Linked DNA regions of Homo sapiens: all the other regions are linked to region 7. The links are chromatin contacts, found by Hi-C or POLR2A ChIA-PET in ENCODE. All regions are on one chromosome and are shown on one strand. Each heading gives the region's core, a stretch centred on a gene start or an enhancer-like site at or near the end of the contact. The rest is flanking DNA. Distances are from core to core; before and after follow the strand shown.

What was found. A loop is a pair of places that touch in the nucleus more often than their neighbours do. ChIA-PET counts read pairs that join two places held with the same protein, here RNA polymerase II (POLR2A). Pooled maps may share reads with other maps.
Region 1: a loop to region 7 is called in a map of CD4-positive, alpha-beta T cell, with 7 times the contacts of the local background. The contact joins the promoter of CFAP57 here to the promoter of PPCS in region 7. A Hi-C loop is called at or near these places in 4 of 168 maps with a recorded cell type or tissue (CD4-positive, alpha-beta T cell, CD4-positive, alpha-beta memory T cell, CD8-positive, alpha-beta T cell and 1 more), 2 of 37 single-sample maps with no recorded cell type and 17 of 50 pooled maps. POLR2A ChIA-PET finds 5 or more read pairs at or near these places in 2 of 52 experiments (activated T-cell and naive thymus-derived CD8-positive, alpha-beta T cell).
Region 2: a pooled map shows a loop between it and region 7 (3-fold over the local background). The contact joins the promoter of EDN2 here to the promoter of PPCS in region 7. A Hi-C loop is called at or near these places in 4 of 50 pooled maps.
Region 3: a map of tibial artery shows a loop between it and region 7 (10-fold over the local background). The contact joins the enhancer-like site here to the promoter of PPCS in region 7. A Hi-C loop is called at or near these places in 3 of 168 maps with a recorded cell type or tissue (CD8-positive, alpha-beta T cell, naive thymus-derived CD4-positive, alpha-beta T cell and tibial artery) and 10 of 50 pooled maps. POLR2A ChIA-PET finds 5 or more read pairs at or near these places in 1 of 52 experiments (AG04449).
Region 4: a loop to region 7 is called in a map of naive thymus-derived CD4-positive, alpha-beta T cell, with 4 times the contacts of the local background. The contact joins the enhancer-like site here to the promoter of PPCS in region 7. A Hi-C loop is called at or near these places in 2 of 168 maps with a recorded cell type or tissue (both naive thymus-derived CD4-positive, alpha-beta T cell) and 8 of 50 pooled maps. POLR2A ChIA-PET finds 5 or more read pairs at or near these places in 1 of 52 experiments (activated CD4-positive, alpha-beta T cell).
Region 5: a loop to region 7 is called in a pooled map, with 5 times the contacts of the local background. The contact joins the enhancer-like site here to the promoter of PPCS in region 7. A Hi-C loop is called at or near these places in 6 of 50 pooled maps.
Region 6: a loop to region 7 is called in a pooled map, with 4 times the contacts of the local background. The contact joins the enhancer-like site here to the promoter of PPCS in region 7. A Hi-C loop is called at or near these places in 1 of 168 maps with a recorded cell type or tissue (breast epithelium), 1 of 37 single-sample maps with no recorded cell type and 7 of 50 pooled maps.

What each region holds. Positions count from the first base shown.
Region 1 is chr1:43,170,913-43,174,876 of GRCh38, forward strand. It overlaps CFAP57 (cilia and flagella associated protein 57), which reads left to right and starts at 1,418. Exons shown (of 23, transcript NM_001378189.1): 1 at 1,418-1,541; 2 at 1,823-1,998. The coding sequence starts at 1,842. EBNA1BP2 (EBNA1 binding protein 2) reads right to left here and starts at 1,378. Exons shown (of 9, transcript NM_006824.3): 1 at 1,141-1,378; 2 at 974-1,057; 3 at 567-739. The coding sequence starts at 1,206. It overlaps MIR6733 (microRNA 6733), which reads right to left and starts at 800; the gene lies at 740-800. RefSeq lists enhancers at 453-1,089, 915-1,144, 1,090-1,725, 1,275-1,404, 1,485-1,534 and a silencer at 1,645-1,844.
Region 2 is chr1:41,483,190-41,486,738 of GRCh38, forward strand. EDN2 (endothelin 2) reads right to left here and starts at 1,494. Exons shown (of 5, transcript NM_001956.5): 1 at 1,349-1,494; 2 at 858-1,014. The coding sequence starts at 1,412. RefSeq lists an enhancer at 2,601-3,549.
Region 3 is chr1:41,660,850-41,664,757 of GRCh38, forward strand. The region is part of intron 2 of HIVEP3 (HIVEP zinc finger 3); the gene reads right to left. Among named protein-coding and RNA genes, the nearest start is that of EDN2, 180 kb to the left of the region's middle. RefSeq lists a silencer at 1,254-2,133. Within about 2 kb of position 1,847, at least 31 of the 41 ENCODE cell types and tissues checked have a DNase peak (open chromatin) inside an H3K27ac peak, as active enhancers do; they include CD8-positive, alpha-beta T cell and tibial artery, where a contact is called at or near this core.
Region 4 is chr1:41,889,800-41,893,387 of GRCh38, forward strand. All of the region lies in intron 1 of HIVEP3 (HIVEP zinc finger 3), which reads right to left. Among named protein-coding and RNA genes, the nearest start is that of HIVEP3, 27 kb to the right of the region's middle. RefSeq lists an enhancer at 1,658-1,957. Within about 2 kb of position 1,897, at least 28 of the 41 ENCODE cell types and tissues checked have a DNase peak (open chromatin) inside an H3K27ac peak, as active enhancers do.
Region 5 is chr1:41,750,629-41,754,164 of GRCh38, forward strand. All of the region lies in intron 1 of HIVEP3 (HIVEP zinc finger 3), which reads right to left. Among named protein-coding and RNA genes, the nearest start is that of HIVEP3, 170 kb to the right of the region's middle. RefSeq lists enhancers at 1,223-1,382, 1,743-1,932. Within about 2 kb of position 1,448, at least 7 of the 41 ENCODE cell types and tissues checked have a DNase peak (open chromatin) inside an H3K27ac peak, as active enhancers do.
Region 6 is chr1:41,801,175-41,804,839 of GRCh38, forward strand. The region is part of intron 1 of HIVEP3 (HIVEP zinc finger 3); the gene reads right to left. Among named protein-coding and RNA genes, the nearest start is that of HIVEP3, 120 kb to the right of the region's middle. RefSeq lists an enhancer at 3,312-3,371. Within about 2 kb of position 1,822, at least 18 of the 41 ENCODE cell types and tissues checked have a DNase peak (open chromatin) inside an H3K27ac peak, as active enhancers do; they include breast epithelium, where a contact is called at or near this core.
Region 7 is chr1:42,454,735-42,458,482 of GRCh38, forward strand. It overlaps PPCS (phosphopantothenoylcysteine synthetase), which reads left to right and starts at 1,809. Exons shown (of 3, transcript NM_024664.4): 1 at 1,809-2,339; 2 at 2,513-2,616. The coding sequence starts at 1,832. ZMYND12 (zinc finger MYND-type containing 12) reads right to left here and starts at 1,288. Exons shown (of 8, transcript NM_032257.5): 1 at 1,154-1,288. The coding sequence starts at 1,263. It also overlaps a transcript of CCDC30 not described here. RefSeq lists enhancers at 1,410-1,639, 1,880-1,949, 2,040-2,159.

The DNA.
Region 1 (3,964 bases), core at 168-2,667, 720 kb after region 7:
GAAGGAGGAGGCCTTACGTTCCTTTTCACCGCCAATCATGAGTTATCCAAGCTCAGAAGGACTCTCAAAATCTGACCTCCATTAGCAAGAACAAACAAACAAAAACTGTCTCACTGATTTAGTATCTAAAAGAAATGTAGCCGTATACTAGTTTTTAAAAAGGGGAGGGGTGTTGCTAAAAATAGTTTAAGAGAATGACTACTCTAAAGGTACCCATTAACACAAACGAATGTCGATTATGGATTCTTATGTAATTACTAAAGCAATTCCACACAAGAACATCCCATAAGCAATGTTTGTTTGTTTGTTTTCCTAATAACTGAAGCATGCACAAAAAGTTTTAACATGAATATTTCAAATTAGCCCATAAAGTGGATTTTGGATCGTGACCGTGGACCAAAGAGCTCTTCTCTCAAACAGGAAGAATCTCCTAGCTATTCTTAGTCAAAAGAAGCCGCTCTCTCTACTCCTAGGCTTATTCTGAGTGCAGACTTACTAATTTCCCCTCTTTCCCACTCTCCTGCACAAGGATCCTCAACTTCTCCAACATTTGAAAACAAACATACAAACTCATCTCTCGCTGGAAGTCGTCTTCTGGATCAACAGCTTTCTGGTCCTTGTTCTGAGGTGCTGGCGCCTCAGATCCACCGATCTCCGGTACCGGACCCAGTGTCACATCGAGCCTTTCAACCCATTCCAGATCCCGCTTGAATTCTGCCAAACATTGCTTCAGGCCATTCTAGGAAATCCAGACACTGAGCTCACAAGAAGGGAACTCTGAGTTTGTCTTTCCCAAGCACAGGCTGTTAGGCGAAGGGACAAAGTGCTAATCCCCAATACCCAGACAGGTAATTGACCCTCTTGGCGAGGCGCAGGGTGCATCTTTCCTGGGACAAGAATCGGTCTCCCAAGCCCAACAGCGCCTGAAGCGCATCCCATGTCCGAGTACCCCCGACCCTGTGCCCACGCTCACCACGTCGTTCACGGCCTTCTTCGGCCCCTCTAGCACGACATTGAGGCCTGGCTTCAGAAGCCCTCGGGAAAACGCATCCTGCAACTGCAGGACACAATCACGGTCACTCCCAGGGGTGTAAGGCCCCCTCTCCCACGCCCAGCCCCACGAGCTCGGCTGACACCTACCTCTCTGTCTGTGACAAGGGATTCATCGGATTCCGACTCCGAATCCGAGAGCGGGGGAGTGTCCATCTCGCCGCACGCACGTCCCACACCTACAGGAAGAAACGGGGTATCCCGAGACCCAAGCGGCTAGCAGAGGGCGGCCCTGGCCGCTGCTGCCTGCCTTCAGCCCCCTACTCCCACGCCGTGGCTCCACGTGCCACCGAATCGCTCCAGCGCCAGCAACTCACAGCTACTGCTCAACTTTTGATTGGGACTTCCGCTTCCGGCGGCAAACCATACTTCCGGTTTGTCGTTGCTATAGGAACCGCTACGGCGTTTGAAAGTGTCCGGGTTGCTTAGGATCCCTACAGGTAGCGCCTCTGGATACATGCGTGGTCTGCTGACCCAGAGAGAAACGAAAGGTGGGAGGGGGTACCTGGGGGTCGCCAGAAGGAGCTGGTAGCAGTGAGGGTACAAAGGAAAAGGCAGAAAAAGGAGCCGCGGGGGTGGGGTGGCGCGGAGGAGGACCCCGGGGGAGGGGAAAGGGGAGGGACAAGGGGAGGGGAAAGGGGAGGGACAAGGGGAGGAGAAAGGGGAGAGACAAGGGGAGGAGCAAAGGGCGGGGAGGGCGAGTCCGGGCCGGGGGCGGGGTCGGAGCGGGGCGGTGCTCTCCACTCTGAAGCGCTGCCTTGGTCTTCAGCAGAACTGTTTGGCGGGAGATCATGTCAGCCGTGGTAGCTCAGACGCTGCATGTTTTTGGTCTTCGATCCCACGTGGCCAACAATATCTTCTACTTCGATGAACAGATCATTATATTTCCTTCAGGAAATCACTGTGTGAAGTACAATGTGGATCAGAAATGGCAAAAATTCATTCCAGGTAAAACTTTTTCCATCCTGACATATACAGGAATGGTATGTGCCACATATAACCCCATAATCCCAGCATGATGATTGGAAAGAAAGATTTTGGCCAATTTGAATATATATGCAGTATTATAAATGTAGAGGAAATAAATGGCGACTTGTATTATGAAACTAGATTAATCAGTCACGCATATGTAGTTAAAATCACATATAAAATGTTAATTTAAAAGTACTTTTTTCACTGTAATTTCATGAAAATATGTTAAGAACCCCTCTTTTGGTGTCTTCAATATCACTGCCTTTGTCATCACCAGAGCCACTTTTTGAGTTGTCTAACAGTTTTCCTGAGCACACCACCTTCATTATATCACCGTTTGAATCCAAGTATGATGAAGACACTGTAAACTTTATCCCAAGTCGCAAATAACCATTTGTATAGCATTACAGCCCTTATTTTTGTTCACAGTGGTCCTGTTAATGATATTCATTATTTCAACAACCGAATCCATTTTCCCATTCTTTGTTGCATTGACACCTTTTATTGTGACATATACATACAAAAGAATGTACCCTACATATATGTCATATTTAAAGAATTACAATAGAATGTAGATCTGTGAACCCAGCCACCCAGCATAGGAAACAGAATATTACCAGTTCTAGTGCTTCTCCCTGTATTCTGTGTCTTGCTGCATCAGTTCAATGTCATGCTTTTGAGATTCACACATCTCGATACATATAGCCAAGTTCATTTTATTGCTATGTAGTGTTCCATCATATGAATATAATGTCTCAAATATATGTATTCACTCTAATATTGAGGGACATTTGGGAAATAACAATCATTTGCTATTACAAACTATACTACTATAAACATTCTTGCATGCATATACATTCATCTATTTGTGCAGATTCTCTAGGGCACACAGCCAGGACTAAAATTACTGAGCAATATGATAGTACCAATTTACACTCCCACTAGAAGTGCATAAGAGTTCTTATTCCTCAGCAACCCTGCCAACCCTTGGTATTGTCCAACTTCGTAATTTTTTGCTAACCCAATGGTTGAGAAAAGGAATTGTGGTTTTCGTTTGCATTTTGCTATCATTAATGATGATGAGTATCTGTTTATGGGCTATTCCTATTTAGTCGTATGTTAAATGCCTTGTTCAAGTCTTTTACTTGTTTTTTACAGTTTGTTGTGCAGGATATTTTTGGGCAATTTTATTGATTTACATGCACAATTTATATATTCTGTATATCAATAATTTGTCAGATATATATATATGTCTTGCAAATAATTTCTTTCAGTTTGGGGCATTTTTCTCCCATCTTACAAGTATCTTTTGATGGACAAAAATTATTAGTTTTAATAAAGTCAAATTTATCAACCACATAATATTCTGTTGGAATAAGCTGTATTAAATACAGTTGACTTTAATTTATTGATGTTTATTTCCAGCATATTTGCTAAATTATTATTAATTCTAATGATTTGTCTATAGATTATGCAGAGACTTCTACATAGACTATCATGTTATCTACAAATAACGATGACTTTCTTCCTTTTTCTTGTGTTACCTGTGCTGGTAAGCACCTCCAGACAGTGTTGATTAGGGGCAATAAAAATGGACATCTGGCCAGGTGTGGTGGCTCATGCCTGTAATTCCAGCACTTTGGGAGGCCAAGGTGGGCAGATCACGAGGTCAAGAGATCAAGACCATCCTCGCCAACATAGTGAAACCCCGTCTCTACTAAAAATACAAAAATCAGCTGGGCGTGGTGGCACGTGCCTGTAGTCCCAGCTACTCGGGAGGCTGAAGCAGGAGAATTGCTTGAACCCGGGAGGCAGAGGTTGTGGTGAGCCAAGATCGCACCACTGCACTCCAGCCTGGGAAACCAAGCCAGACCCTGTCTCAAAAACAAAAATAAAAAAGATCATATGACTTTCCAATATAAATTAAATTATGGTTTTCTAC
Region 2 (3,549 bases), core at 244-2,743, 970 kb before region 7:
GGGGAATGGCAGGGGCCCTGTGGCTGGCTAGACCAGCACTTTCGAGTGACAGAGCTAATTTTAGATGGTGTGGTTGGAGTCGCAGTGACTCCAGGTAGACTCAGCACGCAGGGACTGGCAGGGTTCCCGCCCTAAGCAAGTGTTTGGATGCGGATTAGCTTCACACACGCTTACGTGCAGGGCTTCTCTTGCCTTTTGCAATTTGGGGAGGGGAAAAAATCACAAACACACACAGAAACTTCAACTGAAGGTATGCAGTGGCCTGGAGGCAGTGCGGGTGCAGGCGGAACAGACAGCACGGGGCTCCCACCCGGGTGTAGCCAGTAGCACAGGGCAGGTTCTCATCTGTCGTTTGAGGGACTATCCTGCCTTATGGGGAGGATGGGGGGGCTCCTGAGATGATCATGCACGTGCAGTGCTTGGCAAAGAGCCTGGCATAGTCAAAGCACGGGTGCTGTCACTAATCGTATTATTATTGGAAGAGCATGCAGAGGCAGCATGACAGAGACTGTGAGCTCCGGCATTCCCCAACCGAGGATGGTGCCTACCCTTACAATTACCTGTGTGATCTTGGGGGAGGCGCTTAAGCTCTCTGAGCCTCAGCACTTGAATCTGGAAAACGGGGCCAACACTTGCTTACCAGGCTGTCTTAAGAATTCTCAGAAGACAGCCCTCTCTATGGCTCAGGTGGTCCCCACTCAGGAATTGAAACAATTAACTATTGATATTAGCCAGTGCCTCCATCTGGAGGCCCAGGGAGAGATGGAATGTGTCAACGTTCCCTAGCATGCCAGTAGCTTCCACCCTGACACCCTGCCCCAGAGCTCCCCCTGCCCCCAATCCCCATGGATGCTCACTCAGGAGTGTTCACCCAGATGATGTCCAAGTGGCAGAAGTAGACGCACTCCTTGTCGAGCCAGGAGCTGCAGGAGCAACGGCGAAGCCGAAGGTGGGTGCCTTGGGCATGAGATGAGGACGCTGGCTGCTCCAGGGTGGCAGCAGCCTGGCCCTTCCCTGCATGCACAGGAGGGAGAGAGAGGTGGAGAGGTGGGTTGGGGTGCCTGGCACATCCCAGAGTGGGGGACCCACCATGCCCCTCCTCTTGCATAATCGAGGGAGTTGGCACTCTTGCTGCTCAAGAGCTCCAGGCCAGCCCAGGGAAGTCCCAGCAGCCCGTGGGGAGCCTGGGCACCTCTGTATTTGCAGAACCTTTCCCCTGCCACCACTGCCGCCAGGCTCCCGCCCCTGTCTGCCCCCAGCTGGCTTGGGAGGCACTGCAGCCCTAGAGGGAGACAGAGATAGGCAGACCCAGGAGCTGTAGGCAGCAGGTGAGGCCAGGGCAGCTCACCTTCATGCAGGGCCACGAGCAGGGCTAGCGCAACGGAGCACCAGGTGGTAGGCACGGAGACCATAGCGGCGGTGGAGCGCGCAGGCTGGACTGGAGCAGGGAGTGCCTGTTGCCAGCGTCCTGCTATTAAGCTGAGCAGATAGCTCATTGCCTCGGTGCCCTGGCTGCCTCTTATACCAGGCACGGTGCCCCACCCCTTCTGGTCCAGCCCTGCCCCGCTGCACCGGCGGGCTGGGAGCCAGGGACACCGCCTCCTCCCCGGGCGCCTGGCCCGACCCAGCCTCTGCAGTGAAGGGGGGAGGGAGATGGAAGGCCCATTCCTCCCTCTGTGCCTGGAGCACCTCTGGGAGTCCTGAGGCTCCCTGGCAGTCCCCAGGGGCCCCTCGCAGTCCAGCTGGACTTCCTCAAGTCACCCCCAGCTGCCCCGAGCCCCCTCCCTCACTCTGTTGGCGGCTGCTCCACAGGTCTCGCCCAGGGCTGTGAGTGTGGAGGAGGAGGTTCCATGAGCAAAACCCCTCTCCTCGGAGAAGACTCTGCCATCTATCCTGCCTGCCCTCTGCCAACCAGGCTGAGGATGCCCCTCTGTTGTGTGGGATGTGAAAGGCCCACGCAAGGCTGTGTGGCCTTGGGCGAGTCAGAGCCCTCTCTGGGCCTGCCTCCCTCTGTGAAGGACACAGCTCATGCCTGACTTCTGACCAGCCTGGAACTGCTTCATCCCCACCTCACCCAGGAAATGCCCCCCTCAACCCCTGCCCTGTCACCCCAGGGCCTGGGGCAGGAGTTCTAGTCCCTTCCAGAAGCTGTTCAGCTATGCAGCCATGGCCAAGGGCATCCTTCCTGGGCCTGTTTCCTTGTTTGCAAACAAGGCCAAAACAAGAAGGTACTTCACCTGCTTGGCTTACAGGCTCCTTTGAGACTAAGAAGGTGGCTTCAGACCCCTTTCCAGAAAGATGTCCCTGAGGACACACACACAAAGCGCCCCTTGAACAGTCTCCTGTCCTGGCCATGACAGGATGTCTTGGCTTCCACCGGGGGCTACTGTCTGCAAAAGAAGTAAGCCAGGGGACTTCTCTGGGGACTGGCATTCTGCTCCTGCCCCTCTGCTGGCCCAGAAGCCTTGCCGGGGAGGGGAAAGCAGGGATGAACCACAGCTGTGCTGAGCAGCTCAGGGAACCGGCAGGCACCCTCTGTTCCTGCCCTGGCTGAGAGTCCACTTCCTGCTGGAGTCTTCTCAGGGACCCTGTCTCCAGGCACAACAGGAAAGGCCCTCTCGTTTCTTGGAATTCCCAGGGCCTGTGCCTCTCGTGCCTGCCTGACTCATCCCATTGCACTTATCTCCCCTGCAATCTCAAGGTCCAGAGCCCCAGAGGAGGCAGGGCCTGACACCTACCCTGCACACAGTAGGGGCCTTGCGAGTGCTTCCTGAGGGCAGGGGGGTCAAGAGATGCACACCTGGCTTTCCACTTACAGAACCCAGGATGCCCAATGCTCAGTTCCTGTATTCAGCAGCTCCTTTGTCCTTGGACATTTATGAAGGGGACAGTAGGTGACCACCAGGAACAGGCAAGTTTGCATCTTCCTAGGGTGTGCCCAGAGCAAGCGTGCATGTGTGAAATCCTGGAGAAACTGGCAGAACTGATGGAGGGTGAGAGCAGGATCTTCCTTCCTGGAGACTGAGCTGGCTCCTGTGAAAAAAACAAACAAATGTTTCCTGAGCACCTACTACGTGCTTGGAGCACTATCGACTCTTCCTCACCACAACCCCAGGAGGCAGCTATTATCACAGGGGAGTCAGCTCAGGACTGCCCACGAGGCTCAGAGAGGAGCAGGGCCTGGTCAAGGCCACCCAGCGGGCAGGTGGCTTGGTCTATCAAGCAAAGCACAAGGGACTCCCCGTGAGGTGCTCTCTGCCCTCCCACGTCGTGCCTCTCGAAGAATTTAGAAGAGTATTTCTGGAATGAGGTGAGCAATACTCACAGTCATTTCTATCAGCCTCTGCAAGAATATGAATACGGAATTAAGCAGGGCTGGGGGCTGCTTGGGGGTGGATAGAGAATTCAAATCGCTGGACCGTGAAGAGAAGAAAGAAGGAAAAGCAGGTCAGCGGGGAGACGGAGGGGGTCACGGTGGGGAGGAAAACAAACAGGGAGGCAGATAAAGACAGGCAGGGAGAGAGGGGGAGAATGAGGAAGCAGTGCGTA
Region 3 (3,908 bases), core at 597-3,096, 790 kb before region 7:
TAACAGGGAAACCTTTACTGGTGGAACAGCTTTCAGAACTAACAATCCACTGAACACACTGGGAAAATCTGCTACTAGGCACACAGGACACTTATTAATGACCCCTTTTTTGCAGATGATGGAACAGAAAGGGTGTTCTAAGTCACAGAGCAGAGCCATGACAACTACCAGCCCAGAAATCATCCAAACCACAGTTACTGGCACGTGCACAAGGCTTTACATCTACAAAACATTTTTTACTTACGTGATCTCAATCTTTCTTAAAAACATACCTCTGGGGACACTCATTCCATTTTTGATAAAACATAGCCTGAAAGAGACGAACGAGTCTGCCCAGAGTCACTAAGGGATAGACCCATAATTTGGCTCTATCAGTTTCCCCTATGTCCTTGATGAAACATCAATCAATACATTATATTTTTATAGATAAACAACTGTGGCCACTATGCAGAGATCCCTGCAAGATGCCAAGGCTGATGCTATCTGCACCTGTTTTGCAGCCACCACCACTTCTGTCTGAAGCCCAAGCACCCTGCTCTGATTAAGGGGGGTTGGGGAGGGTGCTCTCAGAAATGCCCCTGGAGTAGAAGCCGCTCTGGAAACATCCAGGCTGTGAAGTGGGAGTAGATCTCTCCCAGTCGCCACACCCTCCTGACCATGCCAGGTACAACCCGCTAGGATGTACCCCCAGTGCCAGCTGTCATTATGCCGGGAGGAGGGGCTCCTCGGAGGATCCAGAGCAATGCTAGTTTAACTCACTCCCAATGAGCCCCGAGGAGCCCCAGGCTGGTGGGCTCTGACAGACTGAAACTGCATGGCCTTGGGGGAAGCTAGGGCTGCCAAACCCATTCAGCAGCTCCCGCCGGGTGTGCCGTGTCCCACGGTATGCGTGGGTGCGAGGGGTGAGCGCCGCGCCGGGGTGAGAGTCTGCGCTGGACACAGGAGGCTGTGCACGCCAACGGCCGTGCCAGGCGCGAGTGTGCCAGAGAAGTGTGTGAACGCGGGAACGCTTGTGTCGCCCTAGGGTGGTGACAGAAGTAGTGTCTGGAAAACGCTGGCTGAGAGCGCGTGCATCAGGCCACCGCAGGCTGCGAAGAAGCCGGGGCCCCTCACTCCAAGGGTCCCGGGAGTTGGCACCGACGCACTACTGCAAGCGCGCCCGCGCCCAGCCCTCTCCCACCGACGCGGCTCCCTCCGGTCCCTCTGCCGCCCGCTCGGCGGTGCCCGGTCCCTGGGCTGCCAGGCCGCGGCGGGGGCGCGGCGCGCGGGGCGCTCGTTGCTTACCTGCGGGCGGCCGAGGCTCCGCTGCTCTGGGCTGGGCTGCGCCGCGCTGGACTGGGCTGCGCTGGGCTGCGCGCCCGGCCTCCGCGCGGCTCGGCAGCGCCCGCGCGCTCGGCTCCGCCCGGCTCGGCTCCGCCCGGCGGTGCCCCAGGCGCTCGCTGGCGGCCCACGCGGCGCGGGGTGGGCGCGGGGCGGGCTGGCGGGCGGGCGCCGGCGGCGGGCGCGGCTCCGGGCCGCCCCGCGGCCGCTTGGAAGCTCCTTATTTGGGCAGTGATGTCAGGGGAAGTCGCAGGGGCCGGACCACCCACTTCTTTCCATTCACTCCCCAGAGTTTCCTGTCGCCGAGCACGGGGACCCCGCCGCCGGCCCGGGGCGCCTCTCCCGTCCGCTCGGCCTCACTGCTGGCCACCCCGGGATGCCTTCGCGGCCGGGGTCGCAGATGGGCCCGGGCGCGGCTGGCGGCTGCCAGGGGAGGGTCTCCTCGCCCGGGGAATCCCTGGCTGCCGGCGGCCGCGGGGAGGGTCTGCGCGCCGGCCTCCTCGGTGACAGGCCGTGTCACTCCGGGCGCCGCCCCTCCCTCCGCGCCCGCCCCGGCTCCGGCGCTGTCTTTTCCTCCTGGGCCCTCTAGGGAGGGCAGACAGGGAAGCCCCTGTCGCCGCCGCCGGGGCCCTGCCACTCTGCGCCACGCCTTGGTCGCACCCGGGCCCAGCGGGAGTCCATCGCCGTCCCCAAAGTGTGCGCTCCCCGCCTTCCCCCTGGGTGCCAGCCGGGCTCCGGGAAGCCCGCGCCTCCCCAGGCGGGAATCCGCTTTAATGAGCTCTGGGCGGGGCGGGCCTGCCAGGGCCTCCCTGGGCTCAGGCCTGGGGTGGGGGCGGGGGACACCCCGGGGCTTCCCAATGGCTTGACTTTACCAGAAGCTGCTGGATCTCGGGATTTGGGCCTGAGTCACTCTGGTCCTTGCTCTGGCCAGGATCAAGCACACTTGAGCCAGTTCCCAGCCAGGCCTCCACAGGTCTGCGGGAAGGCCAGGACCCTGAGATCTCTCTCCGTGATCTGTTATTTCACTGATGCCCACCAGAGGTTATTTGGCAGAGGTCAACCCTCTGCCACAGTGGAACCAGGGCTGGCCCTGGGTTTGGCTGACTCCAGGAACAGCCTCAGGAGGAGACAATGGAGCTGGGGGTCGGGGGTGTAGAGTGGGGTTAAGCCAGGACTAGAGTGAGGTAAGTTAAGTGCCTAGGATGCAGAATTTAACCAAGCACTCCCTTTCAGGGTCATGAAAGTTTGAGGCCCCACAGGGGAACTAAGCACTATGCTGACCCAAGTTTCCAGGGGGATCCTTGGAGGCTCCAGGTTTCCTCTGGCTCCAAAGTCATGCCCTCAACTTCTCTAGGCCCAAAGGGCGGATTAGTGACCTTGGGCATTTGTGTGCCTTTATACAACAGCCTCTGATAGAGCTGCCACCCTTCCTCCAAAGCCAGATCAGAGCAAATAGACTCCTCCCAGACCCCCAGCTTTAATGGAGGGAACCCCCACCTTCTAAGAGGCACTACATTCCTAGGGGCAGAGAGGAGGAAGCTATGGCTCCAGGGCTTGCAGAGAGTCAAGGCAGGTGTGATTGCAGCTGGACATGGGTCTGCACACTCACGTACACGATTGCAAACCCACTGACCAGCTGCCAAGCTGCCCAGCTGTTCTGTGGATCACCACCACCCCAGTCTCTCTCAACTTCCATCAGCTCCCAGGGCCCAATCCCAGCTCTAATTGGGTCATCCTCCTTCTGACAAAGCCCCAAAGGGAAGGACCACACTTCCTGATCTGGCATGCAAGGCCCCACGGACCAGCTGCATCTCCCAGAGCTCAGCCCATCCTGCCATTTGCCCAGCCACCACCCCCAACACGCACCACTTTGCACCAGTTTCCACTTCTTGAGGTCTTCATACAGGCTTTCCCTTTGAAATGTCTTCTCCACCCCCTCCAGCTGTCCTTCACACCCTGAATCCAAGCCTGCCCTTGATACAGGTCCTTCTCTTGAGCAGGGCAACTGGGGTGGGGTGCCCCCTGGGACAGATTCCTGCTCCTCACTCCACTCCTGCCCTGCCCCCACTGTCCTGCTTCCCGTTTTCTGTCTGAAAGCAACTCCAGGCAGAGGAGGTGGGTGCCTTGTTATAATTCATATGCCCTGAGGGGTGACTTTCTATCATTCACACACACAGGCTCAGATGACAGCCTTGCTCCTGCCCCAAGTTGAATGACATCCTCCTCCCCTTTGAGAGGTGGCCTGGCCTCAAGGGACCCTCCCAATGGATTTGGTCACCTTCCATGATGCCACAGGCAACTCAATAGTTCCTGCCTCTACAGACTTGCCCATCACCTCACATTGAAGTCAGTTATTGGGGGCCTCCTCTTCCTCAGACTGGGAGCTTCAGGGAACTTTCCATCTTGATCCCTCTCCCCTCCCAGGACTGATAAGTTTACAAATGTTTGTTAAGTGAATGAATGGTCCTGAGGGGCAAATCCTAAGACAAACTAACCAGAGGACGGGGGAGAATTTACCCAACCCAGAACAGTGGCTGATGTCCTAGGGTCCCTGGCTGGGGGCTGGGATGAAAGGCGGGGTTCTCAGC
Region 4 (3,588 bases), core at 647-3,146, 560 kb before region 7:
GGCTCTGGATAGGGTTTGCAGTCTCCTTTATACTCATCACTCCCATCTAATCCTCACAAGAACCCTGCTCCCCACTTAATGAACAAAGAAGCAGGCCTAGAAAGGCAAGTGGCTTGCCCGGAATTAACAATAATAGTTTAACCATAATAACATTGCCCCATCTGCTCACCATCCAATGAACAACTCAAGTGACAGCACAGTGGTTAAGAGAACAGATTCTGAAACAGATGTACCTGGTTCAAATCCTGGCTCGGCCAATGACTAGCTTTGTGCCACTGGGCATGTGATTCAATTACCCTGTGCCTCAGTTTCCTTGTCTGTAAAATGGGGATGATGATAGTCCCTACCTCATGGGTTGCTGTGTGGTTTAAATAAATTTTCACATGTAAATTACTTAGAACCAAGCCTGGAATGCTCAGTCAGCACTCCTTAAGTGCTGGCTGCTTTGGTGCAGGCTCTGAGCACAGAGACAACCAAACATAGCACCTGCCTCCAAGGTACTTACAGCCTAAAGGGAGAAACAGAAAAGTGAACAAGAGCTAGGGTAGAAAAGATGCTCGGGGCACAAATGAGGGACCTGGAATCCAGGAAGGGCCTGATTCCTGGGCCAAGTGACAACTGGGTTGAGTTCTGAAGAGCCACAGTACAGGCACTGTGACAGCCCTTATTTATGTTTTCCAGCTTTTATTGTAGATTCATGTGCAGGTTTGTTACCTGGGATTATTGTGTGATGCTGAGGTTTGGGAGATGAATGATCCATGGCCCTTTTTATATAGTTTGTCATTTAATCCTTGGACCATTTTACAAATGAGGAGCCTGAGGCTCAGAGAAGTTAAGCAGCTTCCCCCGGAAAACCAACTTGGTAAGTGGTGGAGCTGGGATTCAAGCCCACATTTGTCTGATTCCAGAATCTTACTCCAAGTCTGGGCAAGGCGTGGGCTGGCCAGGCAGCTGCCTGAAGGGCAATTGTCTATAACCCTGGGGTCAGGGGGATGAGAAATGTGAGGCCTGTTAACCCAGGTCTCTGGGCAAGCTTCCTTATATAACCTGCACATTGTCAACGCTCCACTCAGGCAGCTCTCCCATTCCTTACTACATAATTATTAGATAATGCATAAGGGAGAGGTTTGAATGACTAGCCTGCCTGGGAGGCTGCCTCTCTACGGTCCTGCTTCCACCACACGGGAGCCCTGAAACGAGCAGGCCAGCTGGAGAGGTGGCCAACACATTCCTCACCCAGAGGCTCCGGGCTCCCCAGATGGCCACTGCCACCTGACCACACAGAGTCACTTTGCCAGAAGGACTGCCCTGCTTTAGGCCTGATCTGATCTTTTTCCAGGAAACTCGTCTGGTGTAAGATTTATGTGTCCAAACTTGCCAGCCTTCCCCTTTCACCCTGGACTAACAGGGACAAGAATTCTAATCAATGTGCAGGAACACAGAAAAAAAACAGGGAAACAGCAGGCAGGCCCAACCCCAAAAGCCCCAAACTTATTTCCCAATTTTGGGTTGCACATGTATTTCTACTCACATAAGACAGTTTGCATCCAACTGGGGGGAATTTTGAGTTTCAATTAAACTTTGCTAAAATACAAAACTCATTTCCCCTTAACTGTGCTTCCTGACAATGAAGTGGTGGTGTCACGGGGCAGAAGGGCTGATGGTGTGGGTTACCACAGCAAGGTCCATGCTGCAAAGACGGGCTGCCCCTCCTGCTCTGGGAGTCAACGCTTCCTGGGTCCACCAGGCCCAGCATTTCCACAGGCTGTCATCGGTGTGTCCCCAGCACAGCACCTAGCTAGATCTCAGCAAATGATTTGAATGTGTGGGGCTCCCTCCAGGTAAGAAAGGAACCCCTGCTCACGGCACTCCCCAGAAGTCCTTGGTAACTCACTTTCTCTTTCTGTTCTGAACATCCATTCGGGCTGGTTTAAAGCACAGCTCGCTCAAGAGGCAGCCCTCCAGAGGAGATCGGGGTTAATTACGTTTACTGACAGCTGTCTTCTTTCTCCTACAGTCACTTCTTCCCATGTCCTGATTTCATTGCTTGTGAAAAGAGATGGCCTTCCAATGGGAAAAGGCAAGGAGTAAAACTCACGAGAGAAAGCGTCCTGGAGATTTTAAGGAGAAAGGCACATCGGTTCTGCCAGCACAAGAGCTGCCTGTTTCCCTATCAGATATCAACACTCATTTAGTGCAAGGGTGAATATCACCTTTCTATTGAAAAGAAATAGAGTACCCTAGGAAAATAGCTTGCATCAAAACAAGAGAAAAGTAGGTTCTGAACCAGAACTAAAATATTTGGACACCGAAGCTGTGACTACTGATGCAAAGCCATTAACCCATAAAAACAAACATTCAAACAAGACACTGCATAGCTCTCTTTAAATGAGTCCAAACACCAGAGCTTTATCTTAAAACAAATAAACAACAACAACAAAAAATTCCTTTCCCCATCCCATCTCCACCCACCCACTAGGAGTAAAACATATTGCTAGCTCTGAGACTTTTCTAAGAACTTGGTCAGAGACACTGAGCGGCTGGTCAATATATTTCTTACAAATGGGGCTTTGAGAGCGGAACTAGCAGCTGGGTGCCAAGAACACAGTGGCTCTGCTCACATCTCACATATGCCCAGACGCTCTGAACCACAGCCTACCACTGCTGCCACAGGTTCAAGTTCTGAAACCCAAAGAGAGCACAGAGAAGGCAGGAAGAGAAGAAAAAAAGACCCAGATGTTGCAAATCAGAATAAGTGCTGAGTGAGGCAGTATCATGACATGGCAACGATAAATGTTGAACGTTGGCTCTCCTCTTGTCAGCTGACCCCTCTGCTCTGGGACCCTTCACACTGTGACTCCAGTTAAATCAACCAGCTGTGCCTCCAAGAAAGGCAGCATGGGTCAGTGTGGCTGCCTGGACTCTGCTGCTGACAGCTGCAGAGAGAAACTCAAACCAGCCACATAGCCTGGCCCACCTTATAGTCTGAACGTGCCCAGCCAAAAAGAAGAAAAGAAAACAGCTCAAAAAACAGCAAAGGCTGGGTACGGTGGCTCATGCCTGTAATCCCAGAACTTTGGGAGGTTGAGGCGAGCAGATTGCTTGAGCTCAGGAGTTCAAGACCAGCCAGGGCAACATGGTGAAACCCTATCTCTAAAAAAAAAAATGCAAAAATTAGCTAGGGGTGGTGGCACACATCTGTAGTCCCAGCTACTCGGGAGGCTGAGGCAGGAGGACAGCTAGTGCCCGCAAGGTTGAGGCTGTAGCGAGCCATGTTCGTGCAACTGCACTCTAGCGTGGGTGACAAAGCAAGATCTCGTCTCAAAAAAAAAAAAAAAAAAAACAGAAAAGCAAAAAACCCACAGCTGAGAAGCCTCTGGCTCAAACCCACATACAGAAGCTTGTCGGCTGCTGTGTGTACACATACCAGCCACCATGATCCTGGCCTTCTCTGACCATTGGTCTGTAAGGAAATAAGGTGATAAGTGGGAACTGGGCTCTGAACCCTGGAACTGAGAAGTCAGGCTGCTGCAAAACTCTCCAGGATATTAATCCCTCTCTCTGCCCAGTGGTTTTCAACTGGGGGCA
Region 5 (3,536 bases), core at 198-2,697, 700 kb before region 7:
ACCACTCAAGACCCTTGAAAATCTCTGTAGATTGGGCACTCTTTATCACCTACTGAGCTACCAAGCCCAGTGCACTTTTTTTTTTTTTTGACACGCGTCTCGCTCTGTCGCCCAGGCTGGAGTGCAATGGTGCGATCTCAGCTCACTGCAACCTCTGCCTCCTGGATTCAAGTGATTCTCCTGCCTCAGCCTCCCAAGTAGCTGGGATTACAGGTGTGTAGGATTACAGGTATGCACCACCACGCCTGGCTAATTTTGTATTTTTAGTAGTGATGGGGTTTCACCATGTTGGTCAGGCTGGTCTGGAACTTCTGACTTCAAGTGATCCATCCATCTCGGCCTCCCAAAGTGCTGGGATTACAGGTGTGAGACACCGCACCGCACCCGGCCCCCAGTGCACCCTTGGACTAGGTTCGTAAGAACGGACATGGGCATCCGTGTTAAACCCGAAGTTCATGTCTAGGCTCTACCATGCAATGACCGGCCAAGTCCCTGGTTTCTCTGGGGCTCAGCATCCTCACTTGTAAAGCAAGATCAGCAACACCCTCCCTGCCCAGCCCATAGAACTGCTCTGAGGATAAAAAGTGACAACAGATGGGACCATCCAGGGGCCAGAGGTCGTGATTAACTGGCAGGCTTTATTTCCAACTTCTCCTCTTCACCCTTTGAATTCATCCCGAGGGAAACTGACACACATTTTTTTTTTTTTTTTTTTTGCATAATGGCATGCAAGGGAAGAGGAGAGGAAGTCAGCCTGCTAAATTTAGCAGATGCTTACGCCCCCTCACCCAGGGCTCAGCCCACGCATTTCACCATGAGTAGGTGCCTTTCTATATTTAACTTCTGCCTGCACCTTCCCCTTGAGCTCTGACACCAAAAACCCCAGGAGGATGTGGTGAGGAGGGAAGGGAAGTTCACGAAATGAGCAGGGTTGACATCACATGAGGCCCCACCTGCACCTTCAGGTGTGCGTTCTTCAACCTTTCCCCTGTCCTTCTCTTGGAGCTTAAGACTCACCCAGCCAAAGTGTGACCAGAGATGCTACTGCCCTTTGGGACAACAGCACTCAGTGGTGGGCAAGGGACCATGAAAAGCCCAACAGAAGTCATGGCGAGGCAGGAGAGTGTCTAATGCTTCCCATAGGCACAGCACTAGGCCCATCTGCACAAGTGACCAAAGTGAATCCACACAAAAGCATCACACAGATGGTATCATACTCAGGCTGCCGATGAGCAAGTGGGGGCCCCAAGAGAGGGAGTTGTCCAAAGCCTGTGATGGGTGGAGGGTCCAAAGCCTGTGGTGGGTGGAGGATCCAGGCCTGTTCTCCAACATGACCCTGTCCATATCACATTTGTCTTCTCACTCCACCTTCTTTATAGAAGACTGCTGGGGAGGTGATGGGTTCAAGTCTTACCTATGTCATCACTCAGGGGTGTGACTTTGAGTTAGTCCCTCTCCTTCTCTGGTTCCTCACTGCACAACAAGTCCACTGGACTGCCTTTCTGTTTGATTTCCGAAAATCTTCTTGATGACATCAGAATCCAACGATCAGAGGAAGTGAGAATGAATCCGGATGACTGACTTTCAAAACCACAGGGTGACCTCTGTGCTGCACCTCCCTGGTCAGCACACATGGAGTCTGTGGCAGTCACCCACGGAGGCTCCGCAATAGCTCCTCACCCTTCTGGGGAGCCCTCACTGAATGCCTCTGTGCCAAGCAGCTCAGCAGGCTCTGGGTGGACTGAGATGAACCAGGGGCCTAGACCAGGGTCCACCTCCAAAGAGGGGAAAAAGACCAGGGAAGACTGCGGCTCTGACTGTGATGTGGTCAGCACGGCGATGGAGCTCCCATGGGGCACAGGGGCTGGTGCCTAACCCAGCCTAGGGGGCTGAGGGAAAGACCCAGTGGGAGGCAGACAAAATACATCCAACACTCCAGGCCAGCAGTTCTCAAAGTATGGTTCCTGAACCCGGAGCATCAGCGTCATCTGGGAACTTGTTAAAAATGCAAATCCCTGGGCCTGTCCCAGACCGACAGAACCAGCAGTCTGTGTTTGAACAAGCCCAGGCCCTCCAGGTGATTCTGAGGCACTCTCAGTTTGAGAACCCTTGGCTTAGGGCAGGCCTTAGAAGACAGCAAAACCTTGAACTCTGACCTCTCTGGGTTCTATTCAAAGCTTGGCTAGGAAAAGTAACAATTCAGGAAAGTGTTCTAAATAATCTGGCGTCCCTTCTCTCCGCTGGACAATCTCAGTGCTCACTTTACAAAGTGTTAGGCTCAGGGAAAGATCCACATCTGAGTCTGGCTACTAGCCTGGCTGCTGCTCCACTGGCTACATCGCTGGGCACTGCCTTTGGGTTTTATTGAGCGTGTTTACAACCACAGAAAGACTGTCTCTGAGTTGCTGTAAAGCGGTTGTATTCTATCAAGTTACACAAAACTCCTTCTGTAAAAACTCACGTGAGAACAGTGGCAGGTAACTTGGCAAAGACTTTCTAAAAATGACAAGACCCAGCATTGGTGGGAGTGTAGGGAAAAAGACACAGTCACACATTTCTGGTAAGTATGGAAATTGATACTGCCTTTCTGGAGAAATACCTGTCAAAAGTGTTTTTTTAATGTGCATCCCCTTGACCTAGCAATTCAATCTTAGAAATTAATCCTAAGGAAATAATCATGACTGTGTATGAGTAATTCACTCCAAGGATATTCATGTTAGCATTGTTTGTTTTAAAAATTGGAAGCAATGGGCCGGGCACGGTGGCTCACGCCTGTAATCCCAGCACTTTGGACTTTGGGAGGCCGAGGTAGGAGGATCACTTGAGGTCAGGAGTTCAAGACCAGCCTGGCCAACATGGTGAAATCCCGTCTCTACTAAAAATACAAAAATTATCCGGGTGTGGTGGCATGTGCCTGTAATCCCAACTACTTGGAAGGCTGAGGCAGGAGAATCACTTGAACTCGGGAGGCGGAGGTTGCAGTGAGCCGAGATCACGTCATCGCACTCCAGCCTGGGACACAGGAGAGAAACGCCGTCTCAAAAATAAATAAATAAATAAATAAATAAATAAATAAATAAAAATAGAAAACAATGGAAGCGTTTCTAATGAGGGGCTGTTTACTAGGTGGCCGTTCATTTTCATTCATTCAGGTATTTATTGAGCAGGCATCATGTGCCAGGCAGTGTATTAGACATTAGGCATACAGCAGCCGGTGAATGAATGAACAAAATCTCTGTCCTCTGGGAGGGGAGACAACCAGGGAACCAGTAAGCAAGTGCAATATCCGTTGTGGGTCAGCGGGTGGTGGGGGTAAGAGGAGAAGGCAGCAAAGGCAATGCTGGAGGTGAGTGCCGATGGAGACTAGAGGGAAGGTGAGGAAGTGAGTGAGCTCTGTGGACAGCTGAGGAAGACATTCTGGGCAGAGAGAACTGTCTTCCAGACAGAAGGAAACAGCAAAAGAGCAAGAGCACGCGGCATTCTGGGTGGGTCTGAGGAACAGCAAAGACACCATAGCGGCTGCCGCAGGGTGACCC
Region 6 (3,665 bases), core at 572-3,071, 650 kb before region 7:
GCCTGGAAGGAAGAGAGGTCCCTGCAGGAAGAGATTAAGTGAAGATATTATTAAGGTTGAGGGAGTAGCAAAGGGATAGCATAAGAGCAACATCCCCCTCCCTTGCCCCAGGTAATTCCTCCCTTCAATCTGGTCTCCCTTCTTCCCTTTCCAAGGTTCCTCAAGGCCATGCCACCTAGGCTGATGGGTTTTCTTATCTCTCTACTCCCTCCTGCACCCAGCCCTAGGTTGAGTTAATTGGGAATACTAATCATTTGAGAAGAGCTACTAAGACCTGAGAATGCCCCCCAGGTAGTAGTTCCAGCCTTGGTAATTTTAAGACTCTTACAAGAAATTACTGATACTTTTAGCATCTGTTGATTGAGAAAATACACATGTGAAAATAGATATCAGTTCTCCTTATAATAATGCCCCTAGGGAATCAGCTGGGCATGGCAGCATGCGCCTGTAGTCCCAGCTACTCGGGAGGCTGAGGCAGGAGAATGTGTGAACCCGGGAGGCGGAGCTTGCAGTGAGCCGAGATCTCGCCACTGCACTCCGGCCTGGGGCACAGAGTGAGACTCCATCTGAAAAAAATAAAATAAGATAAAAAAAAAATGCCCCTAGGGGTCCAGGAGCAGGTTGAATCCACCAAAAACCACTGATGAGAGGAAATAATCAGCCAATGAAACAGACCCATGCTTTTAGAAGGGCCTTCGTTGCTTTGACCCCAAAAGACAATGAGGGAATTGCAGGATCTGAAGCTGGTATGTCAAGGAGTGGGGGGCAGGGGAGAGGCATACCCTTGGCCCACAGGTCCTACTGGGACACCACTATCCAGCTGCTCTGGGAGAGAAGCAAGGTGTCCAAATGTAAATGCCATGGCGGCTGGGCCTGGCTTGCCTAGCCACAAGTTCAAACTCTGCTCAATGCTGGACTGGTATCATGTCCCTGCCAGTTTAGAAAGCATCTAAGGCAGTTTGGAAAAGCAGTAGACTAGAAACCACTAGTTAAGTAACTTTCAGACTCAGCTACTACCTAGCTTTGGGAGTTTTTCCAAGCTTTTTGTTTTTGTTTTTGGAGACAGAGTCTTGCTCTGTTGCTCAGGCTGGTGTGCAGTGGCGCCATCTCAGCTCACTGCAGTCTCAACTTCCTGGGCTCAAGAGATCCTCCCGACTCAGCCTCCCGAGTAGTTGGGGCCACAGGCATGTGTCACCACACCTGGCTAACTTTTTATTTTTCATAGAGATGGGGGTCTCCTGATATTGCCCAGGCTAGTCTCAAACTCCTGGGCTCAAGCAGTCCTCCTACCTCAGCCTCCTAAAATGCTGGGATTACTGGCATGAACCATTGCACCTGGCCCCAAGCTTTTTTCTTTTTTTGGCTTTCATCTTCAATAAAAAGGTGATGGAGGGTGGGAATAGGAGAGGAATGCTGAACTTGCTCTCCAAGGCATTGCCAAAGTGCCAACATCCTGAGCAAATGATTCTAGTCGACTTACTGTTTCTGAGCCTCAGGCTTCTTACCTGTAAAATGGGAATGACATGTAACAATTAAATGAGATACAAGTTGTGAAAATGACAGTCACATAGCAAGTATCAATTAACATGGGTTTTTCTCTCTTCCTCCCTTCTGTCCTTACAATGACAGATGGTTCTTTCTTCCCAGTCCCATCCCCCTGCTCTTACTGAGTTGCTAATTTGACCTCTGAGTATAAAATGTGTCCACTTTTAGTGACATGAAGCTAGTCCTCCCAGAGAGAGGCATTGCCAAAGTGAGTATGATGACTTCAAACACGCTCAGAAACCCTAGGAAGCAGCTGGCAGGGTGCCCCCACTCCCTGCCCCTGGCAATGCTGGGTTCCTCTTTGGCATTTGTACAGAAGGGAACTGGCCCAAGGCAGAAGGATGGGCCTAGGCTGGTGAGGCCACCTCCCTCCAGGCCTGGCCAAAGCCAAGGCAGGCACAGACAGCAACAACCACCCATTTTGCAACAAACAGGAAACCAGTTTACCAGCCTCAAAAATAGAACAGACAAAAACCCCAAAATATGAGGCTCTGACAGTGGGGCAGCTCAGCTTTCTCACATGGCTTCCTGACAGGCTGCGGAGTATGTGTTGTTATTGTTGCTTTAAATTTCACAGGCGAAAAAGTCTTGCAATGTCTTTATAAAGGTGACCAGCCTCTGGGGCCCAAGACCAGCAGGCAGCCCAGCCAATCATGCTTCCTGCACTGCCAAGGCCCCACCTTCTCAGTCTCTGATCCAGCTACTAATGACCCCAACTGCAAGGGCCACAGAAGCCTTGATTCCTGTCATGTCCTAACAGGATTGGCCCTGACATGTCTGCAAAGTGAGTCTTCCACACCCCAGCATTGCTTTTCCTGTGGCCCCTCACCTGGTGCCATGCCACTCACCCCAAAACTGCTTCCATAGGTACCCAGAGGCCCCACTGGGCCACATGGTCCAAGAGCCACACTGACAATAGGCCTGCAGACATTCCCTCCACGTGAAGCTGGACTCATGCTGTCCCCTCTGCCAAGAACAGTGTTCCTTGCCTGGTACACTCTCCTCAGAAGCAATCATACTGGAATGACATGGTTAGAACAGCAATGTTGCTAAGGACTATGTCACACAAACTCCCCTTGTTGAGGGATCACGGGGAAAATGTATCTTAGGTCTTAGCCCCAGGGAAAGCTGTGCACATCCTGGGCACTGGGTGCATTTTTAATCCTCTGGACATGATGACTAAGAACCGCCTATCGATTATGTTCCCTTTTTGTCTTCATTGTTAGGAAGCACAGTGCCAAACCTGTTCATCACCTCTAGCAGGTTTATGTCCTAACCTGTCCATGGCTTTATTTTAGTTTCTCCTCTTATTTTCCCTTGCATATTATTTCTTTATTAAATTTATTTTACCTTAATGTAGAATGTATATGATCTCAAATCTTTATTTGGAATAAAGTGAGGTATACATAAATAACTGAGCAAACAGCTCCTACTTACTCTGTAAAACCCACTTCGAATGTCCCCACCTCCGATTTCTGCCTAACGACTCCACAAAGGTGGGCTTCCCTCCCCAGTGGTCCCACAGCCCCTGCCTGTACCTGCCTGGATTCACACTCACCCACAGTTCTGTATTTTACTGTTTTCATGGCTCTCCCCACCAACCGACAGAAGGTTCCTGTGTGAAAGCTAAAAGCCCGCCCTCTGCCAAAATCTGCCCAGTGCTGCAGGCACACGGGCTTGTTTAATCCTCAAGACAAACCTGCCAGATAAGGCTGGCTGTGCCCATTTTACAGCTGAAGCAACTGGAGCTAGCCACCACCAGGTGCTCATTCAAGGTCATGTACTATTGAGTGGCAGAACTGATACAGAAGGCTTATCTCCCTAAGGTCACCCAAGACATGAAAAAGAGTTTTTATGTGAAAGAGAGAAAAGGAGAGAGAGGGAAGGGATTTAGATTTCCTTAGATTATCAAATCATTCACTGCAGATGTCAAAGTCATCTGCATCACTGGAACCATTTAAAATATGGCTTGATTCATAACAATTTATCCTCTACGACTATCTAGAAAAATCTACATGTATTTAATTGTGGCAGACTCATGCTGACCCTCCAATAGGCTGGTCAGAGCAAGTGGATTAGAGGAGTTACTCACATGCTAGATTGTTTTAGAGCATCTCCTA
Region 7 (3,748 bases), core at 559-3,058:
CTCTTGTTGCCCAAGCTGGAGTGCAATGGAGCGATCTCGGCTCACTGCAACCTCCGCCTCCCGGGTTCAAACGATTCTCCTGCTTCAGCCTCCCGAGTAGCTAGGATTACAGGTGCACGCCACCACATCCGGCTAATTTTGACTCAACCTATAGTAAGAAATACATTTTTCCTGTACACACACACATGTCCACATAAAACACTAAGACAAAAGTTTTAAGAAACAATTCAGGTAGGATTAACCTGATACTTTCTACTCATTCTGTGCTCTTTTTTGTTGTTGTTGTTTTCTCTAAATGGTGATTGTGACTTATTCATAAACTGCTAAAGGGCCCTGGCCTGCAGTTTGAAAATCACTGACTGCTCCCTCCACTACTACGTTCTCCACTCGGCCCTTAGCAAACTCTGTTCTTTTGCCATTTGCCCTAGCAGTCCCGGATGCCGGGAATGCCCTACCCTTCTTCACTACTCCTGTACACAGCAGGTTCTGACTGCCCTCTCAAAATGCAGCTCAAATGTTTCTTCCACAGGGAAAGCTTTCCACATACTGCCCCATTCACTATCGTCTCACTCTCGTTGCCCAAGCTGGAGTGCAGTGGCGCGATCTCCGCTCACTGCGAGCTCCGCCTCCCGGGTTCAAGCGATTCTTCTGCTTCAGCCTCCCGAGTAGCTGGGATTACAGGCGCCCAGCACCACTCCCGCCTAATTTTTGTATTTTTTAGTAGAGACAGGGTTTCACCATGTTGGCCAGGCTGGTCTCGAACTCCTGACCTCAGGCGATCCGCCCGCCTCGGCCTCCCGAAGTGCTGGGATTACAGGCGTGAGCCACCGCGCCCGGCCTGTTTCTTTACTGATTTGTCTCCCACATTGGAATGTTAGATCTTTGAAGGAACTGATCTACCGAGCTGCCCCAGTAACTTTAGCACCTAAAATAGTGCATAACACAGAGTACGCCTTCAGAAAACATGAGTGACGAATAAGTGGGAGATGAGACAGACGAGGCCACGGGAGTCTTAGGGGCCTGTCTTAAAGCCGTTTTGAGGTGTCCCTTGCAGAGTCAGGGGCAACGGCTAACGCAAGGTACCCAAGCCAGACCCGGGAAAGGGAGAGAGGGAGGGAGTTATAGCGCCCAGGTGCCACGTTTCAGGGCCTACCAGTAATAAGTGACTGTGCAGGCCGCGCACACCCGCTCGGCTGGGGCTTCGCACACCTCACAGCAGAGTCTGCGCCCCTTGGGGACTGCCAGTGGGTAGATCACATTCATGGTGCAGCCAGCAGTGCTGGTCTCTAAGACGGTTGCCCAGCAAGGATACGCTGAACCCCGGCGTCACGTGACGATCGCGGGGCTGCGTACTTGCCAGCATTTCAAGGGCAGAGGGCGGCGGGACGTGACTCGACTAACATCTGGGTGTATTGCTGAAGTTGGAAAAGGGGAAGAAAGAAAGAAAAAGCAGCACAAAACCCACAAGTCCCACGGGTCAAATGGCCGAGAAACGACTCCCAAGGAGTCCAAGTCCAGAAAGGCCCGTACAGTGGCCGGTAAGGGTCAAACATGGCCAGTTCTTCACCCAGGCTAGGAAACGAACGTGAGGGAACGTGACCCTACCAGATGCCCACCCAGCCGGGGATCCCCCTCGTTGCAGTGTCACTTTCGCTGGGCTCTGGGGCAGAACAACTACGCATTTCCAGACTTGGCGAGATCGGGACCTAGTGTCAAAAGAAGGGTAGTGAACCGCCCACTCAGTACGGCGCGGCGCGTACACCAGGTAGGCGAGAAGGGGCGTGGCGCGGCGGCCGCGAAACGTGCGCAGGCGCCGGCCGCTGCGCTGCAGATGGCGGAAATGGATCCGGTAGCCGAGTTCCCCCAGCCTCCCGGTGCTGCGCGCTGGGCTGAGGTTATGGCTCGCTTCGCGGCCAGGCTGGGCGCGCAGGGCCGGCGGGTGGTGTTGGTTACGTCAGGCGGCACCAAGGTCCCACTGGAAGCGCGGCCGGTGCGCTTCCTGGACAACTTCAGCAGCGGGCGGCGCGGTGCAACCTCGGCCGAGGCCTTCCTAGCCGCCGGCTACGGGGTCCTGTTCTTGTATCGCGCTCGCTCTGCCTTCCCCTATGCCCACCGCTTCCCACCCCAGACTTGGCTGTCCGCTCTGCGGCCTTCGGGCCCAGCCCTTTCGGGCTTGCTGAGCCTGGAGGCCGAGGAGAATGCACTTCCGGGTTTTGCTGAGGCTCTGAGGAGCTACCAGGAGGCTGCGGCTGCAGGCACCTTCCTGGCAGTAGAGTTCACCACTTTGGCGGACTATTTGCATCTGTTGCAGGCTGCGGCCCAGGCACTCAATCCGCTAGGTGCGTGCCCTAGGAGTACCCCTTTTGCCTGGAAGCACAGCCTTTCTTTCCAGCCACTTATCCCCTTACCTCCTGCTTACCCACGGATCTCAGCTGGGGAACCCGAGTTGAGAAGGAGCTGATCCTATATCGTACCTCGCCGATTTGTTAACACCTTGTGTTTCTCTTTGCAGGCCCTTCTGCGATGTTTTACCTGGCTGCGGCTGTGTCAGATTTCTATGTTCCTGTCTCTGAAATGCCTGAACACAAGATCCAGTCATCTGGGGGCCCACTGCAGGTGATGGGCGCTTCTCTTCCAGAGATCTAATCCCATATAACCAATCTTGGGTTAATTTCCTCTTGATCTGGAGATGGCCTTTCTGCATCTGTATTCGCTAGGCACAGGGGATACAGAGATGAATAAGACACCGCCCTCCCTCATGGACCTCACAATCTAGTGAGGGAGCTGGACACAGACATAATTACAATACAGAGTGATAAATGCTCTAGTGGAGGTATGTACAAAGTGCAGTCAGATCATGGGGCGAGTGAATCCTGGGGGAGTCGATGAAGCTTCTTGGAGGAGATGAATTGAACTGGGTTTTAAAAGATGAGCAGAACCGAGCGCGGTGGCTCACGCCTGTAATCCCAGCACTTTGGGAGGCCAAGGAGGGCAGATCGCCTGAGGTCAGGAGTTCGAGACCAGCCTGGCCAACATGGTGAAACCCCGTCTCTACTAAAAAAATACAAAAATTAGCCGGGCGTGGTGGCAGGCGCCTGTAATCCCAGCTACTCGGGAGGCTGAGGCAGAAGAATCGCTTGAAACCAGGAGGCGGAGGTTGCAGTGAGCTGAGATCTCGCCATTGCACTCCAGCCCGGGCGACGAGAGCGATACTCCGTCGCAAAAAAAAAAAAAAACACCAAAAATCAAAACAAAATGAGCAGAGGGTGTACGAAGTGGGAAAGGTCATTCCAGGTGGAGTATGGCAGTAGGAATTTGAAAGTGGGCAGTGGGCTGTGAACCGAAGTGCTTTGGTAAGGCTGGAGAGCTGACTGAAGAGATGGCTTGCTTTGTAGAAGACTTTATTTTCCTTTTTTAAGGAGCTTGGACTTTTTCTTGTGGAGCTAAGGGACACATAAGTAGGAGAATGAGATAAAGTTTTTGTTTGAGAACAACATTCTGGCATCAGTATGAAAGACGAAGTAGAGAAGGAGAAAGTGGAGTGGGTAGATTAGTTGGGGGCTATTGTAGGTTAAGGAAGAAATATGGATAAGGTAGGTGTGGTTGTGATTTTAGATTTTTGGAACCTTCAGGAGTTCTTAGTCATTTATTGGGTGATACAGGTAGGATTTTATTAGGAGAAACTCTTATCTGTGGGGCATTTGCCGACTTTGTAGAATAGTTTATTGAGGTCCTACACTGCTGTAGG